2 separate regions of the Homo sapiens genome follow, and region 2 is linked to region 1. A link is a loop called in an ENCODE intact Hi-C map of the cell type or tissue named here. Cell type or tissue: GM12878. All regions are shown on one strand. Links, peaks and the distances in the headings refer to the core of each region. The heading gives the core; the rest is flanking DNA.

Region 1 (10,882 bases), core at 2,714-7,713:
AAAATGGATTTAATTGCCAATTCAACATAAAATTACATAAATTATAAAGGCCTTTTAAATATGCACACACACAAACACACACACACACAAAATCTTATAGCTTTTACTTCAGAACTTAAGCCATGAGGCAAACACAAATTCACCTGCTTGCAAACAAACAGCTTGCTGAGTCCAAACAGTGCTTTGTATCTTAATAGAAAAATAACAGCAGATTTAAAGCTGGCAGAAAGGAAAATAGGGAAAAAAGAGAACTTAGGAACTCTATAGTTTGCAGGTTGACCTTAGTGCTCTTTTTCATTAACATATATATGCACAAATACCATATTACTTCCATTTCACATAAACTCTGGCAAGTGGAGGTGCCATAAAACCTATGGAGTGCTTGAAAGGGGATCATTCTCCTTGTTTTCTCCTCATTCTTAGATTATTATTTTCTCATTTTTTTTCTTAAAATAACTGAGCTGTGGCCTAGCGTTTTTGTGTGGTGATGTGTGCTGCTTGCACTCAAGACTCCACAGTGTGTTACCATTGAGTCATTTTCACCCTCTTAAGTGTTTCAGTTTCTCTCTCCAGAGGTCTATGACCTGTGAGAGGACTCAAAACGCCAGGTGACCAGCCCTTATATGCATTTCCTGGATGAGCCTTTTTAAAAAATAATTTTTGTTGGGTGTTTCCCTGTAGGGCTGCTGCACAGGGGTTCAACCCCCCTAACCCCTTGCCCAGATACACCCACAAGGCCTCTGGTCACTCAGCTGAGTCAAGTATGTACTACAGTTAATTTTGTGTAGTTTAATACTGCCTTTACATTTGTTTATATTTTTCTGAACTTCAAATTGCACCATGTATGGTGTGTGTTTGCTTGTGTCAGTTTTGATAAATAACTTTTTATATTTTGTTATATGTTATATGCTCATGACATAACTTTTTCTTAATTTTTTTGTTATCTCTAGGCTAAGTGGTTCATCTGAGTTTTTTCAAATCGTCACAAATCTCCAAAAAAAATTCCAATATATGTATTGAAAAAAATCCACATATAAGTCAACCTGCACATTTCAAACATTTCAAACCTGTGTTTTCAATGGTCAACTGCAATTTGGGTAAAGTGTATGGATTCCTGTAAATTCCTTTAAAATGCATTTTAAAAGATGAATTAAATGGATGGGTAAAGGTACAGATAGAAGGATAGTTATATTGTTACTATAGTAAAATGTTAATGGTAGAATCAAGATGGTGTGCATTAGTGTTTGCTGTAAAATGAATTCAAACTTTGTTGTATGTTGTAAATAAAATGTTGGGAGAAAAGATGCTTTCACTTGTAAGTGCAAATAAAAACTAATTTTATTTTTAAAAATGCTAAATAATACATTCTAATATTATTAGTGACAGTGTAGATATATAAGAACTCATGTTTTTTTAATTTTTGTGGTGAGTGTATAAATTAGTATAAACTATTTAGAAGATAGCTTAAAATTATTGTATATATTAAAATAGTAAAGTGGCTGCCAACTTTGTATTCTTACTTCCAAGAATTTACTCCATGGGAATTATCACACAAGTGTGCAAAGATGTAATCAAGACATAAGTCTTGATTATAACAGAAAAAATATAAGCAAATTAAATGACCTGTTAGATGATTAATTGAACATCCATACAACTAAATACTAGGTAAGCATTGTTAATCATAATATAGATCTATTAATATATTTCTTAAAGAAGACGGTCCCCTCATATTGTTTAGTGACGAGGATTACAGGAATACATAAATGGTACAATCCCAGTTTTGGTTAATGCATACATATCCATATACTCATTTACATATATTCATGAACATATACATCTATATATGTATTTAGACACAAAGGGCTCATTAAAAGAATATTCATCAAAATGTCAAAAATATTAGCTCCAAGAGATAATAATGAACCTGATTTTTTATTTTCTTCTTTGTACTTGTTTGCAATTTTTACAATGAACTCATAATCCTTTACAAAAGCACTAATTATTATTTGAGGTTGTGTAGGGGGGAGTAAGACAGAAGGAGAAGGAAATATAGTCCAATAATGAAATAAAATGAAGCAGCCTTTATGTGTTTGTATGGATTGATCTCCAAGATTTTTTATGTGATCATTATAGACTGAAGTGTGTTACACCAAATTTCATGCTGAACTTCTAATACCCAATACCTAATAATGTGACTATGTTTATAAATAGGGTCTTTAAAGAGGTAACTAAGTTAAAATGAAGTCAGTAATGTAGGCCCTTATCGAATATGATTTATGTCCTTGTAAGAAGAGGAATTTTGTACAGATATTGACACAGATTCTAACTTGACCAAACTTCAGTCAGGCTCCCTAACCTTCTCCTAGGCCCATCTGTGCACCTCCTTGTAAAATCTGCTTTATCCAAAAACTCATTTAGTAAGAACCCCTCTCCCCCAGTAGCTGATCAACCGTGACATCTGATCAAGTTCCTCATCCTCCACTATCCCACAGGTAATAAATCACCTTGTTCTGTTTTTAGCAAGAATCCTGTGAAGTTGGTTTAGCTGAAATCTTCCTCACCCCTGATGTTTCCTTTTAGTAATTTTCCATCCATTGACCCCCACCCTGCTCCTTGGCTATAAATTCCCACTTGCCCATGCTGTGTTTGGAATTAAGTCCAATCTTTCTCCCAGGCTGCAAAATCTCATTGTGGTGTTACCTATACCTATTGCAATGGTCCTGAATAAAGTCTTCTTCACTGTGCTTTAATAAGTATTATTATTATTATTATTTTTGCATTTCTCATTTTCTTTGTAACATATTAAGTGTGTTTGCTTTATGTTCTCTGTTTTACAATTTCAAGATCTGAACTTTAGTTTTTTATTTTATTTTACATTCCAGGGTACATAACCTGCAGGATGTGCAGGTTTGTTACATAAGTAAACACAGGTAAACATGTGCCATGGTGGTTTGCTGCACCTATTAACCCATCACCTAGGTATTAAGCTCAGTATACACTAACTACTTTTCTTGATGCTCTCCCTCCCCCAACCCCCACCGACAGGCCCCAGGGTGTGTTGTTCCCCTCCCTGTGTCCATGTGTTCTCACTGTTCACCTCCCACTTATAAGTGAGAACATGTGGCCTTTGGTTTTCTGTTCCTGTGTTAGTTTGCTGAGGATAATGGCTTCCAGATCCAACCATGTTCCTGCAAAGGACATGATCTTGTTCCTTTTTATGGCTGCATAGTATCCCATGATGTATATGTACCACATTTTCAATCTATCCATCTGACAAAGGTCTAATATCCAGAGTATACAAAGAACTTAAACAAATTTACAAGAAAAAAAAAACCCCATTAAAAAGTGGGCAAAGGACATGAACAGATACTTCTCAAAAGAAGTACAGCCAACAAACATATGAAAAAAAGCTCAACATCCCTGATCATTAGAGAAATGCAAATCAAAACCGCAATGAGATACCATCTCACACCAGTCAGAATGGTGATTACTAAAAAGTCAAAAAACAACAGATGCTGGTGAGGCTGTGGAGAAATAAGAACAGTTTTACACTGTTGGTAGGAATGTAAATTAGAACAACCATTATGGAAGACAGTGTGGTGATTTCTCAAGGACATAGAACCAGAAATACCATTTGACCCAGCAATTCCATTACTGGGTATATACCCAAAGGAATATAAATCATTCAATTATAAAGATACATGCACATATATGTTCATTGCAGCACTATTCACAAACAGCAAAGACATGGAATCAACCCAAATGCCCATCAACAAGCATTATAAAATAATTTTTTTCTTTAACAATATGCATACAGGAAGAACACCATGTGAACATGAAGACAACCACCTACAAGCCAAAGAGAGAGGCCTCAGAGGAAACAACCATGCTAACATCTTCTTATACTCTAGCCCCAAGAAATGTGAGAAAATAAATTTCTGTTGTTTAAGCCATTCTGTTCAATCTGTGGTAGTTTGTTATTGCAGCCTTAGCAGATTAATACAGTGATAAAAGCAAAAACTGTATCAATATATATAGCAGTGGCTTTCAAATTTTCAATATATATATAGCAGTGGCTTTCAAAATTTCAAATTTTTCACAATCTACAATATGAAATTAATTTTACCACTCTACCCAGTATGCATAGACAGACATAGCTGGAACAAAGAACAAAATTTTTTCTTGCTAATGTATGTTGATATTTTTACTTGTTTGATTGTATTCCATCATTTCATATTAAGAAAGACACAATAACTGATTTTGCAACTGATGAACTGGCCAAATGTTAAAAAATGCTAGATAAGAAATACTATTATTTGTTAAAACAACAACAAAGGCCCCAGCAAACTAGATTCTTTGGATAGAGGCAGAAGGGGCATTTGTGAGCATCTATTTTTTAACTTTTTTTTTTTCCAAAATAAAATCTTATGAGAAAATCCAATGTATCAAACAGATAAATGCTGAGTTACTTTGGTAGACAGTGGTGGGGAGAGAAGTGGAGCCTTCCTACTTATCCCTGACAGCCCTGATGCAGCTCAACAGCACCAATGGCTCTTGGGTACAGGACTTAAAAACCAAATATTTATTCCACTCCTCTCATTATTTAGAAAGGGGGACATTGGGGTAAGGGACAAAGCTGTTAGGAGGGCCAGGTGCAGTGGCCCATACCTGTAATCCCAACACTTTGGGAGGCTGAGGTGAGAGGATCACTTGAGCCCAGGAGTTCTAGATCAGCCTGGGCAACATAGAAGACCCTGTCTCTATAAAAATTTTTTTTAAATTTAAAAAATTTGAAAGATGTTAGGTGATATGGTTTGTGTCCCCACCCAAATCTCATCTTGAATAGTAGCTCCCATAATTCCCACATGTGTGGGAGGGACCAGGTAGGAGGTAATTGAATCGTGGGGACAGTTTGCCCCATACTGTTCTTGTGATAGTGACTAAGTCTCACAAGTTCTGATGATTTTTATAGGGAGTTTCCCCTTTTGCTTGGCTCTCATTTCTTCCTTGCTTGCTGCCATGTAAGACATACCTTTTCTCCTTCTGTGATGATTGTGAGGCCTCCCCACCCATGTGGAACTGTGAGTCCATTAAACCTCTTTTTCTTTATAAATTACCCAGTCTCGGGTATGTCTTTATCAGCAGCGTGAAAACAGACTAATACATTAGGAGATTGAGATTGCAAGTTCTAAGCGAGGATTGTATAGATATAGATGTACCATCATTCTTCAATAATTGGGGAAGTGAGAATCTCAAATATAAAAGAGGTCCATCAATAACATCCATCTCTTCTTTCCATTAAAATAAGAAATATAAAAGTAGAAATAATGCTTGGTAAATGTGACACATCTCCAGTAGGCTCATATACTAACTTAAATCTTGTGCTGTTCCATTGCCCTCTGCTGGATGTTCTTAGTATCTGTGGCCTCAAAACTAGAAGTTCTAGTAGTGGTAGTAGTCACAGCAATAGTGATTATTATCATTATTGTCATTTTAGCAGCAGCCATGTTGAGGTCAAGCACTGTGCCACATGCTTTACATCCAAATCCTCCTAACAACTCTATGGCTAGATAATGCTCTCTCATTTTGTAGATGTGGAACCTGGGGGTTCAGAGGTAAATAAACAAACCAAGGTTACACAACTAAAAGTAAGAGACCCGGGAATTAAATATTGGTTCTAAAGCCTAGGCCTTAATTACTTGCTGTTCATTAAACTTTCAATCTGTCAGCTGTGTTGGTGATAAAACTGGAATGATATTACTAGTTGGGATCTTTTGATTCACTGATTATTAACAATGGAATCACAACGATCTTTATTCTAAAAAGCCAAAAATTATTATCTTCCTAAAATTACCAAAAAGGAAAAGCTTACTCCTCAACAGAGCAGGAGAGCATGTTTTCAGAGTTTCTCAAAGTGTGATTCAGGAAACTCCTGCATTGGAATCACATGAGGTGCTACTTCAGGGCAGAAAATCCTATGCACCAGGATGTATTTTGGAGGTAGAGAGGACAGAGCTTGTTCCTGAGAGCTGGGATATGTGTTAGTGGAGTGAGTGTAGAGAGAAAGAGGAACAAAAGATGGCTCCTAAAATTTTTGGCTCAGGACAAATTTTGAGGAGAGTAGTGGCATTAACTGAGATGAGAAAGATTATTAGAGGAGCAAGGGTTTTAATTGTTAGTTCAGTTGTGGCAGTTACTTTTTTGGCAGCAGATATAAAACCAGGAGTTTGGGTTTAGATATTATATTTATGTTGCCATATAGGTAACCAAATAAAAATGGTAGAGCTAACTACAAATAACTTTTAAAAATTCAGATCTATATTTAAGATCTATTCATGTTGTTTCACGTGTATCTCTTTCTAATTGCTGCATAATCCTTTGTAAGTCTATCAGTAGTAAGAGACCAGATTACTTCCAACTCCCGCCACCACAACCAACACAGCAGTGAGCATCCTCCTATACAATCCTTTAAGGTCCTCTGCATGTATTCTTTTGTGGTATAAACTCAGGAGTGAGGTATACTCAATTGGATTCGATACTGCCAGGTTACTCCCTAAAATGGCTGTGCTGGTCTATACCCTATCAGCAGTGCACAAGAGTTCCTCTACCTTCACATTTCTTTGAATGCTAATAACTATCCAGCCTAATTTTTCACTAGATAAAGAGGCATCTTATTGTTTTAATACATATCTCTCTGATAAGTTTGAGTATCTTTACACACTCGTTGGACTTTTGGGTTTCTGTAAATTGCCTATTAATATTTCATTGTTTTTCTTTCTTTGCCATGTGATAACTACATATTTATGGGATATATAGTAGTATTTCAATATATGTATACAATGTGTAATGATCAAGTCAGGGTAATTAAGCATATTCATTATCTCAAACATTTATGATGTGAACATTCAAAATAAAAATCCTCTCTTCTAGCTTTTTAAAAAATACACAATATTTCCCTTACAGTGCTACAGAACACTAGAACTTATTCCTCCTCTTTAGCTATAATTTCGTATCTGTTAACGAACTTCTCCGTATCCTCTCCTCCCCACTACTCTTCCTTCCCCACTACTCTTCCTTCCCCACTACCCTTCCCAGACTCTAAAAACCACAATTATACTCTCTATGAGCTCTTTTTTGTTTTTTTGGCTCCTACATATGAGTGAGAACATGTGGTGTTTATCCTTCTGAGCCATCTTATTTCAGTTAACATGCCCTCCAGGTTCATCCATGTTGCCACAAATTAGAAGATTTCATTCTTTTTTATGGCCAAGTAGAATTCCATTTTGTGTATATACACCACCTTATCCATTCATCTTTTGATGGACATTTCATATCTTGACTATTTTTAACAGTGCTACAATAAACATGAAGGTGCAGGAATCTCTCTGATACATAGATTTTCTTTCCTCCGGATAAATACCCAGTAGTGAGATTGCTGGACTTTCTTAGCACTCATGTTAAAAATCATTTGAACATATAGGTGAGAAGTTATTCCTGGGCTCAAAAACAAACAAACAACAACAGACAACAGATAAGGATACAGCATGGGCCGGGCACGGTTGCTCACGCCTGTAATCCCAGCACTTTGTGAGGCTGAGGTGCGTGGATCACCTGAGGTCAAGGGTTCAAGACCAGCCTGACCGACAGGGAGAAACCCCCGTCTCTACTAAAAATACAACATTAACTGGGCGTGCTAGCGCATGCCTGTAATCCCAGCTACTCAGGAGGTGGAGGCAGGAGAATCGCTTGAACCCAGGACGCAGAGGTTGCAGTGAGCCAAGATCGCACCATTACACTCCAGCCTGGGCAACAAGAGTGAAACTCTGTCTCAAAAAAACAAAAACAAAAAACCAGCATGATTTCAGGAGCAGAAAGAGAATAACTTAAAAACCAGCATAATGAGAAAGTTAGGAAGCTTCTTACCAAAGCATCTGGAAGTATGCAAGAAATTCTTGTGAACTAAAATTTTCGTGCTGTACTAGCAAACACTACAACTCACTTATTCCATCTTTCTGTATTTTGGGACCCAATTATCCACTTCTCTTCATTCCCTATCCCACCCCTTTTCTTCCTAGCGTCTGCTAACCACCTTTATACTCTCCACCTTCCTGAGATTCCTTTTGTGTGTATGTGTGTGATGGAGTCTCTTTCTGTTGCCCAGGTTGGAGTATACAGGCACAATCCGGGCTCACTGCAACCTCTGCCTCCAGAGTTCAAGGGATTCTTGGGCCTCAGCCTCCCGAGTAGCTGAGACTACAGGCACGCGTCACCACGCATGGCTAATTTTTTGTGTTTTTAGTAGAGACGGGGTTTCACCATGTTGGTCAGGCTGGTCTCGAACTCCTGGCCTCAAGTGATCCGTGCAACTCGGCCTCCCAAAGTGCTGGGATTACAGGCCTGAGCCACCACACCTGGCCAAGATTTTCTTTTTTGTTCCTACATGTAAGTGAGGACATGTAATATTTGTCATTCTGTTCCTGGCTTATTTCACTTAATATACAGACCTGAAATCTCATCCATTTTTTCTGCAGTGGAGAGGATTTTAGTCCTTTTTAGGCTGAATAATACTTCATTGTATGTGTATACCAGTTTAATTGACACAAATTTCTAAAAAGCAAATATTTTTAAAATGTCTCAGAATGTGAAACTTTAGGGATACTGTGCCCATTTTATTCTTTTCTATTTCCCATTTTATGGATATGCAAGTGTATAATAAAACAGCAATCAATGGGTGTATAAATCTATAACTTCAACAAATGTAAAATGAAAATGCTAAGTGGTGGCTGGGCGCTGTTGCTCACACCTGTAATCCCAGCACTTTGGGAGGCCGAAGCGGGCGGATCACCTGAGGTCGGGAGTTCAAGACCAGTCTGACCAACATGGAGAAACAGTCTGTACTAAAAAAAAAAAAAAAAAAAAAAAACAAAGTAGCTGGGTGTGATAGTGCATGCCTGTAATCCCAGCTACTTGAAAGGCTAAGAGAGGAGAATCGCTTGAATACGGGAGGCAGAGGTTGCAGTAAGCCGATATCATGCCATTGCACTCCAGCCTGGGCAACAACAGTGAAACTCTGTCTCAAAAAAAAAAAAAAAGAAAAAAGAAAAAAGAAAAAAAGAAAATGCCAAATGGTAAGAAAAAACAGCATAATAAAAATTTGTATGGTGTTGAAGAACAATGCATTTGAAGATAATATTTGAAGAAATCATATTACAATTAACTTCTGTTCTTACTCATTGGTTTGATGCCTCTAAAAACTTCATCACTGGAACCACCTCTGGTGCTTTAAAAAAAAAAAAAAAAAAAAAAAAAAAAATCCGCATACCCACACAGGTGCAAGTAAATCAGAATCTCAGGTCATGAGACCCAGGCCTCATCATTTGTAAGTGCCCCGGGTGATTTGATTCAAAGCCAAGATTGAGGACCCGTGACATGGATCTCTACACATAATCTGCCTAAATAGATTCTCTACAAGCAGTTTATAAAGAAGTTCCACATGAACTCTGGAAGAGGATATGAATTTGATGTACAGTATGTGCTCACTTAACATCTTTGAAAGTCTCTTGGAAACTTCACCTTTAAGCAAAATTATGGATAGTGAAACCACTTATTCCTCATCAACATTACAACTAAACAACTTTGAACAAAACAATGGTGTTGGAGGACCGGCTGTACATTGTTTCTATAAAGTCAATTTTCAGGGAATTCCAAAATGAAGTGAGGACTTCCTGTATATAAAAAGATGGTTGTGATTCCACATGGATGACAGGGTTATTGCTCAGAAACTAAAGGAGGCCGCCCAGGTATAGAGGATTCAGTCATGAGGTTTATGCTACACAAAAGATCCCAGAATACTCACCCATTCCAGTCAAAGACATAATGAAAAAAGCAATATTCACATAGGAAAAGTGGAAAGGAATAAAAGCCATCAAGCAACAAAAATAATGGGACTAAGGGGCAGGATTTGCAGATGTAGAGATTTAATGTGGTTGCCCTTTCTTACCCACACAAGAATAAGGATGGAACAGATCATGAGATTCGACTGTTCTGCTGCGCAGCCTCCACAGGGCGCTTTGAATGTCCCTGTTTCTCAGGCTGTAGATAAAAGAGTTCAGCATGGGGGTGCCCACAGCATACATCACTGACGCCACCACACCATTCCTGGGGGTGGTGACACAGCTGAAGTTAGGTACACGCCAATGCCTGTTCCATAAAATAAGCAAACAACTGCCAGGTGAGAGCCACAGATGGAGAAGGCTTTATACTTCCCATCTGACGATGAAATTCTTAGAATGGAGGGGACAATTTTATAGTAAGACAAAAGGATCCCTGAAATGGGAAGAAAACTGAACAGAATACTATCTAAATATATAAATATGCTATTGATGATGCCGTCAGAACAGGCAAGGTTGAGAAGTTGAGATGGATCACAGAAAAAATTAGAGATTTCCACATTCTTGAAGAAGGTGAATTGTAACACAATCCAACTGTGCAGCTGGGAATCCAACAGGCTAAGGAAAAAAGAAACCAAAACTAAGAAGACACAGAGGTGAGGATTCATGATGACTGGGTAGTGCAGGGGTGACAGATGGCCACAAATTGGTCATAGGCCATCACAGTCAGGAGCATGTCTTCTATACATGCAAAAAGGACAAAGAAAGACATCTGTGTCAGGCAGCCCGCTTAAGAGATGACTCTGCTATGCGACTGCATGTCCACAATCATCTTGGGAACCATGGCCGAGGTGAAACCAATGTCAGCCCAGGAGAGGTTGGAGAGGAAGAAGTACATGGGGGTGTGGAGGTGGGAGTCAGAGCTGACAGCCAGGATGATGAGCAGGTTCCTCAGCACCGTGACCAGGTACATGGACAGGGACAGCCCAGCG
Region 2 (9,410 bases), core at 1,280-6,279, 110 kb before region 1:
TTTTTTTCAAAATTTTATAAACAGTCTATAAAAGTTTAATCTTGACCATAAGATATAATTTTCATAAGCCTTTTATAACCTTTGTAACCTTTACTAAGGAGTCAGTTAACGCTTCAAGAAAACCTTGTTAATCACACACAGGCATCAGTGTGCCTTTGACATTAATGATTAACTTATAGAGAAACTGAACTATTTTGTCTCTCAAAATGGGCCCTTACAATCTCACAGGCCCACCTCTTCCATGATAGGCCTGGGGCCTTGAGGAATTGAATAGCTTTCATTTCCGGCTCTGTGTTTCAGAAATGCAGTTTATTTTGATGGCATCTTCTACAGGGCCTGAAGATGGGGCTTTAATTACTGTCAGTGTTTAAAATTTAGTGGATTTGGTGTCCTTTTTAGACCCAGGAGTCAGAGCCCTATAACTCAATGTCACAAGTAGTTTGAGACCAGCCTAGCCAATATAGTGAAACCCTGTCTCTACTAAAAATACAAAAATAATCCAGGTGTGATGGCACACGCCTGTAGTCCCAGCTACCTGGGAGGCTGAGGCAGGAGAATGGCTTGAACCCGGGAGGCAGAGGTTGCAGTGAGCTGAGATCGCACCACTGTACTCCAGCCTGGGTGACAGAGCAAGACTCCGTATCAAAACAACAACAACAAAAAATCACACACACATACAGAGAGACACACAGATGTAATAACCCTAATTTTTTAAAGGTTTTTCAACTCAGTTTTTTTCCTAACAAATCAAAACTTAATAATAATATGACAAGTTGATCATATAAAAGTTTTTGGGGCTTTGGGGGTATTTTAATCCTCTCATTGTGACTTACATAGACCATGCTTCGACTTTCTGGTTTGTCCTAAACATCCTCCTTTCTTAAACAACCAGTCATTTTACTCTAGGACTAAATTTACCATACAAGATTCTTCTCGTATAAAATTATTTCTCTTTAAGCTTTCTTACAAAAAAAAACCTACCTCTTTATTTTTATAACTTTCTTTACATCTCCTTTATTTCCTGGTTCCTTTTACCTTGTTTTATACAAGACCTCTAAATAAGCTTTGAATTAGACAAAATTGTTCACCTTTTTAAAGGGCACACTTTTTTCTTAGAAAGAATGTTTTTCTACAAATACAGTTTTATTGGAAAATACTTAATGAAATATCTATTATTTAATTTAATATAACTTTCTAAATTAAACCTTCAGATTATAAAGATTTGACCTACCTGACTGTATCTTGCTTTTAACCTCCAAGCTGTCCTTGCTCATTCCTGGGTGTAAGCCGAACTAACTTTGGGAAGAACCTGGTTTATAGTTTAGCTTTGAAACAAAGACAATAACAAACTTTATTGCCTGTGAACTAGACCGCCTAAAACCACAAGATTAGAAGTTATAGTAATCTTACTAAATTTAAGATGTAACTATTTTGATTAAATCAATACTCATGTCTTATTTATTAAAGATTATGAAAGTGGAGATCATTCTGTTTTGGGCTGGGTTAATAGTTTTGTAACCCCTATGCCAAGTTTTGACACCTTATAGTATTTAGGAGGAATAAGTATGAAAATGCTTGATTAATAAATGCCAACAAAAACGTACGCTGGCAAATTGTTAAGACATTTCTAATATTATTTTACCAATAATTTTAAAGCCAACTTATTTATTAAAGATTTTACTTAACTCACTTGAACTTGAAAAAGCATTTAACTAGTCTTTGTTCTTTAGTATCTGATTTAAGCACTTTTATTTTTTAATCCAATTAATCAGAGCTCGTTTATATATTTTTAATAGTGAAATATTGTGTACACAACAAATAAATATATAGATGTATTAGGCATGCTGATAGAAGTACATCTTATAGATTCATAAAGACCTCCTTTTTTTCCTTTTTTTTTTTTTAAGCTCACCCTGGGCAGTTGTCAGCTAAATAGCCTTAAATTTGCATTTTAGAGGAAACAACTCAGGTGAAAATCAGATAACAAAATTTACATCATAAGGTATGAAGAGGGCCCAGTGGGCCAGCAAACTCCTGTAATCCCAGCACTGTGGGAGGCCGAGGCAGTTGGATCACTTGAGGTCAGGAGTTTGAGACCAGCCTGGTCAACATGGTGAAACCCTGTCTCCACTAAAAGTACAAAAATTAGCCAGGTGTGCTGGTGCGCTTGTAATCCCAGCTACTCGAGAGGCTGAGGCAAGAGAATCGCTTGAACCCAGGAGGCAGAGATTTCAGTGAGCTGAGATGGCACCACTGCACTCCAGCCTGGGCAACAGAGTGAGACTCTGACTCAAAAAAAAAAGAGTGTAAGAAGAGAAAGCCTGGTGAGCTGGAGGGAAATTAAAATGGATTTAATTGCCGATTGAACATAACATTATAGAAGTCTATTATAAAGGCCTTCAAATATATACAAACACACATATACAGACACACACACACACACACACACACACAGCTTCTACAGCTTTTACTTCAGTACTTTAGCCATGAGATAAATACAAATTTGCCAGCTCGCAAAAAACAAACAAACAAAACCTGTTAGATCCAAACAGTGGTTTTTATCTCAGCAGAAACATAACAGCAGATTTAAAGCAGGCAGAAAAGAAAATACAGAAAAAGGGGACCTGGGAACTCTATAGTTTACAGGTCCACCTTAGGGCTCTTTTTCCTTAATCTAAATGTGCACAAAGACTGTATTACTTCCATTTTACTCTGGCAAGTAAAGGTGCCGTAAAACCTATGGAGTGCACAAAAGTGGGTCATTCTCCTTGTTTTCTCCTCATTCTTAGATTGTTTCCTGGTTTTATGTATATATTTATTTATTTATTTATTTTCTTAAAAGGAGGAACTGAGCTGTGGCCTAGGGTTTTTGGGTGATGCATCAGTGTGTGCTGCTTGTGGGCAGGACTCCTCAGTGTGTCACCACTGAGTCGTTTCCACCCTCTTACGTGTCTCAGTTTCTCTCTCCAGAGGTCTATGACCTCTGAAAGAGCTCAAAATGCCAGGTGATCAGCTCTACAAGAGACTCGCTTCACCTTTAAGGGCAGCAATTCTTTTTTTTTTTTTTTTTTTTCTGAGATGGAGTCTTACTCTGTTGCTCAGGCTGGAGTGCAGGGGCATGATCTCGGCTCACTGCAACCTCTGTCTCCCAGGTTCAAGCGATTCTCCTGCCTCAGTCTCCTGAGTAGTTAGGATTACAGGCATGTGCCACCACACCTGGCTAATTTTTTGTATTTTTAGTAGAGATGGGTTTCATGTTGCCCAGGCTCGTCTTGAGCTCCAGACCTCAGGTGATCCACCCACCTTGGCCCCCCAAAGTGCTGAGATTACAGGTGTGAACCACTGCACCTGGCCAAGGACAGCAATTCTTTTAGCCTCAAGGCATCTTCTGAGCTTTGTCTTTGATGGAGCCGGTCTCTTTGGGCACTAGTATCATTATCCTATGTTTGGCTCCTAGGGTTATCCTTTAAAAAAATATGTCTTTTCCTAGCACCTAACAGAGTGCCAACTACAACATAGAAGGCCTTCAGGCTTTCATAATACTGTTTAACTAATACTTTTTCCCACTTTACTGAGGTATAATAGACAAATAAAATTGTACATATTTAAGTTGTATAGTATGATGCTTTGATGTACATATGCATTGTGAAATTATTGCCAAAATTAAGTTAGTTAACACATCCCTCACCTCACATAGTTACCTTTTGTGTATGTGGTAAAAACAAAGGTCTGCTCTCTTATTAAATTTCAAATTTACAATACAGTATTATTAACTTCATTAACAATTATCAAATTAAATAAATGAGTCCTGTTGCTGTCACCCAGGAGATGGCACTCTTAAGAGACAGCTCAGTGATGGATCAATGGCTGATAGTTGAGGCATCTGCTTTTATTATTATTGTTTTTGATTCATATGGGAAACCAATGTTTTCTTTACCTGTTAATGCCCTTTTAATATGGATGGTCTTTCCTAATCAGCAGTCTATGTGTAGCAGGACAAGCCGCAGACAAAACATCTCAGACACCGAGTTGTAGAAAGAAGGGCTTTATTCAGCTGGGAGCATTGGCAAGCTACTGCCTTAAAATCCGAGCTCCCCAAATGCACAATTTCTGTCTCTTTTAAGGGCTCACAACACTAAAGGTTTTACATGAAAGGGTCGTGACTGATTTGAGCAAGCAGGCAGTGACAGGGGCTGCATGCCCCGGTGGTCAGAGAGAAACAGAACAGGGCAGGGAGTTTCACAGTGTTCTTCCACACAATGTCTGGAATCTATGAATAACATCGGTTTGTAAGTTATGAGTTGATTTTTAACTACTGGGTTTAGGCCAGGCAGGCCCAGGCCTGGTTTTGGGCCTGACGCCGGGCTGCCTGTCTTTGGTTTTACTTCCTTGTTGTTTTTTCTTAAAACAGGTACTGAGTATAAAACAATATAAAATAATATGAGAGGTCTCTCTCTTCCCTCATATGGGCATCTTTCCAAACATCAGTTTAATTCTCCTGAGAAAGGCTGCCTCTTTCTGTGAATTCCCCAAAGTGAATTTCATATGTACTACCGAGACCATACAATGTATCAGGACATCTATAATGAACATTTGTTGGGTTTACCACCTGTAATCAAGATCTCATCTTGTGGTTACAGAACTCTGATTTTGTTTTGGGGGATTCCCTTCTCCTACCTTTCTATATGTATAAAGTTGATTTCATACCTGGCTCTGGGAGTGCACTTTTGGCCAAATCCTCATTCTAACAATACATTTTATTAATCGCTATTTGTTCTGGCCACAGTTTGATTCCAGAATGGACACAGGATCCAAGTCTGTGAAATCAAGATCTGTGAGATTCTATTCTAAGACTTTCTTAGAACTTTCTGAGACAAGGACTTTCCCTTTTCTCCTGGGTGTGGAGTTTTAAAGATAAGTGTTCTAGAGCTGCTGCAGTCATCTTGCAACTACAAGGACAGAGCATAACTAAGAATGGATCCTAATTAGAGGTGAACAAAAGTAGACCTAAAGAAAACAAAAGTAGGACCTAAAGAAAAATTGTCTAGGTCCTGATAACAGATATATATAAGCTTCTCATCCAGCTGCTCCAAAAGCTAAATATTCAGATTTTTTAGTTATATAGGCTCATACATTTACTTATTGCTTAATCAGTTCACCATCTTAAACATAACTTCCAACCTGGTTAATACTTGTCCAGCTATTACCAAATGTAAACAAGCATGAACAAATGAGAGACAGAAAATTAATGTTGGTGATATAGATTATAAGTAATGAGGAGTGTTCAGATATCGAGATAAAACATGCTTGTATCAGTCATTTGTTTAGTACTTAAGATAGGTTTTACAACATTTGAGATATGGCAGATATCTCAAAATATGAGGTGTCCATAAAGTGTGCAAACAGATACATATAACAAACTGTTGATATTACATTACAGTTGAGTAAAATAACATTGTTTCACATTATATAGACAACACTATCAGACTTAAATCCCTCTAAAAATCTAGGTGGGAATTCTAAGACTAATTACTTTGCAACGATATTGAAAAATACTTGGGTATGTACTAGGCAGGAAAATACCTACTGCATACAAAGTATTGTTTTGGTGATTTAAAAGATAGACAAAGGAAATAAAGAGAGAAAGAGAGAGGGAGAGAACGAGAGAGAGAAGGAGGGAAGGAAGAAAGGAAGAAGAAATATTTTGTATTTACTCTGTGCCAGAGTTCTGAGAACATGGAGTCAAAAAAAAAAAAAGAAAACAAAAAAACAAAAAAAAATACAACTCACTGTTCCTACCCTCAAGGAACTCAGTGAGGTATAAAAGATGAACATATAAACAACAAAATTATATATAATATATAGGTTAGGTTAGTGAAATGCAGGTATATGAGCCAGATATTATAAGAACAGAGAAGCACATCAAGTCGGTTTTTGAGGGAGAAAGCTTACCAGCACAGACTGACAGATGCACAGCTGCAAGGACACCAGACAGGGGAGATAGTTTCCAAACAAGTGGAAAATAGGGCAGACATCTCTTGAGGGAGGAAGACAACAAGAGACTTCAGAAGGGGTGGATCCAACAAAATCCAGTTTCCTCTCAAACTTACTTACCACGTCAGACATTCCTCCTTTGGAGAGACTACTTGAGGAGTGACAAAGGCCATAAAACGTTGGGCACAGGTAATGTTTTTTGTTCTCTTTATGGTTCTGGCTTAATGATTAAGCCTAAGGGCAACCAGAGGTGCGGAATCTCTCTTGGGAAGGATCAGATAATAAATTTATATATTTTATATATAATATATAAATATTTATTTTATGAGGACATAACATATTTTATGAGGGCAATCTTATTTCTACCTTCATGAAATTGCTTCCTCCAAATTCTAACCACACTTCAAAGTGAGGGAAAATAAATAGGTAGATAAGTTAAATATTAGTGATGTCTTTACGACCATACTCAATACAAGGCAATATCTGCCAATCCAACCATTTATCAATACAAAACAAATATTTTATCTCATTTGCCCAAATCTGTCTGCCTCTCAATTGAATCCAGACTTGAGAGCTGAGAAAATGAGTATTTAATATCATCTTAAAATCCCAATAGGAACATTTCAAATGGGGAGTGACATATGGTAGGTTACATTTTTCAAAGATTGTTCTGGCTAGTGAAGAATGTATATTAAGTGGTCAAAAGGAGAGTAAGGAGGGTTGGAAAACTGCTTCCACAGCAGGATGAAAGTATAGTGGCTTGGGCAAGGGGGATAGTAAAGGAGATGGCGAGGACTGGGTAAAAAGGATACATTCTTGAAGACAGTACTAGCTGATGCATTTAAAGTGCAGAAAGAGTAAGAGAGAAGTCATGGATAATTCCTAGGTTTTTGACATAACTAAATGGATGAGTGTTATTTACTTAAACAGAAAACACAGCAGAAGTGGGCTTGAAAAAGGAAGGAAATTAAGAACTTTGTGTTAAATACGACAAGTTTGAGATTTACGTAAGTCAGACATCTTGGTGAAGATAATCGGGTACAAAGCTGGTTCTGTTCGTCTAAACACAGATTTAGATGTGCACTAGAGATATATGGGGTTTGGTAACAGGTTTCAGGCATCCACAAGGAGTCTTTGAACGCATCCCTCACCAATAAGGCATAACTGCTGTATAAGCTGGGGAGTCACTGGCATATGAAGAGTATACCTTTAGAAGGACAACTCATAAGCTATAAATCTAAGTCTCAGAATGTAGGAATAATGTGCACATTCAACACTTAAAGTCATTTCATGTGGAACAACACAAATGAAAAGATTTTCAGACGTTGTTTCTTTAAGAGAAGTTAGAATTTTTATCTCTCTAAACCTGTGATTCAGAGTATTTTTTGACAATATAATGACACTAGGAGGGGTTTTGAGCATTGCAATTGAGGATGAGATTAAAGGCAAGCATAGGTTGATATTTTAGACAGAAGGAAACACACACAGCTATATATGGTACATAATTGGCACTGTCTTACACATTCAATCATATTCACCTCTGCCTAGTCCAGACAGTACAAATGTCCTCAACCACCTAGCTGAGATAGCTTAGCTTCACAGAGAACAAACATCACTAAACCTACATGTGGTTGTCACATGAATTGTGCTATTGTATTCTTGTTTCTTTTTTTTGATGGATTCTCACTCTGTCCCCCAGGCTGGAGTGCAGTGGTGTGATCTCAGCTCACTGCAAGCTTGGCCTCCTGGGTTCACGTCATTCTCCTGCCTCAGCCTCCCGAGTAGCTGGGACTACAGGCGCCCGCCACCGCGCCCGGCTAATTTTTTAGTAGAGACAGGGTTTCACCATGTTAGCCAGGATGGTCTCGATCTCCTGACCTCGTGATCCACCCGCCTCGGCTTCCCAAAGTGCTGGGATTACAGGGGTGAGCCACCGCGCCTGGCCAATTGTATTCTTGTTTCTAATTTAGGATTTAAGTGTCTGTAACAAATGCTGAAGGGTGATTTTGATTTTAGGAATGAACAGCTAAAAATAACTAGCTGAAATTCATGTTGTCTAAAGGGCCTCTAATCTCATGAACCTGTGGGTAAAAACATGGTAACATTAACCTTGATAATCTAAATTTTGCCAATTGTTCATCTCCCCATGCCTGACTTGGAACTTGGTCAGACCCTGCCTCCCTGACCCCCAGTCAAGATTTCTTCTAATTTCTTGAAGCATATCTAGAAGGTTTCCCAGGTATTCTTTGAGGTTGATATATCTCATGCCTGAGATCCACCTGTAATAAATACCTCCACATGACCATGTTTGCCAATACTGACTATGAGAAGAGCGCCTTCCTATCTAAAGTGCTGCTGTGTCCTGCTGCTCCCAAAGCTGCAAAGTTTTGGGGTATTAAACTAATCCCCACATGCTTCAGTCTCTTTGCAATGCCTAAGCCAGGCAGCAGTGCCCACAGAATCAGTGCTGTATTTCAAATACTTCAACTCACTGGAACTTCCAAGCATATGATGACCTCATGCCTCGGGATCTAATTCTAGAGCCTTCTGAAGCTATTCCTGGGGCACAGTGACATTTCCTCTGTTACTGCCATTCTCACAAAGGAATGCAGAGCAAGACGTTTATGTCCCCAAAGCAGGAGGACATGCCATGGTAGACACATTCAAGCATAGGCACAATCACATTTTTCTCTTCTTCTCCTATCCTCTCTTCTTTCCCTCGATTCTGAGGATGGCCCTTCTCCTTTCGACAGCTCACTCCTAGTCCCCATGTGTCTCTGTTCCCCTTATTCCTTTTCCTGGGTTTTATAGCAGTCTCTCTACTGGCTTCTTTTCCTCAGGCTCCAGACATGTCTAAGTCACCTTATAAAACAATTACTGTTTAACAATTATAGTTAAGCATATTTAATTTTATATAAAATAATATCAGATAAAATTTAATAGAGCAATTATTTAAAAAACTAAACACTACATAAAATAAATTTAATTGTAAAAACATAATATTGAAATATTTGATTATCAAAAAAGGGTTGGTCACATGTCAATGGATCACATGTCAATGATCAATTTTAAAATGGTCAATTTTAAAAATTTTACAGAATTATTTTTAAAATAGCCTTCATCTTTTAGAACAGTTTTAGATTTACAGATAAATTGAGAAGACTGTACAGTGTTCTTATATATCCTGCATCCAGTTTCTCCTTTTATTTACATATTATTATGGTACATGATATATGGGTGTTATGAACATTTTAACAATATTAATTCCTCCATCGAAGTATGTCTTTTCTAGAGAAATGTTTCTCTATTCAAGTCCTTTGCCCATTTTTTTACACAGATTATTTGGTTTGTGCTATTGAGTTTTAGAAACTGCTTATATATTTTTTTAAAGTAGCCCCGTATCACATACATAACTT

What was found. A loop is a pair of places that touch in the nucleus more often than their neighbours do. Peaks named below come from ENCODE experiments on the same cell type or tissue, not always from the same donor. Only the 100,000 strongest peaks of a DNase experiment are listed, where the experiment ranks them.
Region 2: it touches region 1 in a loop (7-fold over the local background); 6 of 110 quality-filtered maps call a loop at or near these places.

Annotation. Positions count from the first base shown.
Region 1 is chr3:112,514,191-112,525,072 of GRCh38, forward strand. It overlaps the pseudogene OR7E100P. Among named protein-coding and RNA genes, the nearest start is that of BTLA, 20 kb to the left of the region's middle. RefSeq lists an enhancer at 7,738-8,238. In GM12878, for the core only: a CTCF peak has its summit at 5,402 (motif pointing left); a DNase peak (open chromatin) is centred at 5,401; H3K27ac peaks cover 1,030 bases.
Region 2 is chr3:112,403,122-112,412,531 of GRCh38, forward strand. It overlaps LOC105374041 (a long non-coding RNA gene), which reads right to left and starts at 1,294. Exons shown (of 4, transcript XR_924334.3): 1 at 1,232-1,294. All of the region lies in intron 1 of LOC124909408 (a long non-coding RNA gene), which reads left to right. RefSeq lists an enhancer at 3,160-3,682. In GM12878, for the core only: no CTCF peak of the experiment used is centred there; DNase peaks (open chromatin) are centred at 4,200, 4,633 and 4,900; H3K27ac peaks cover 1,830 bases.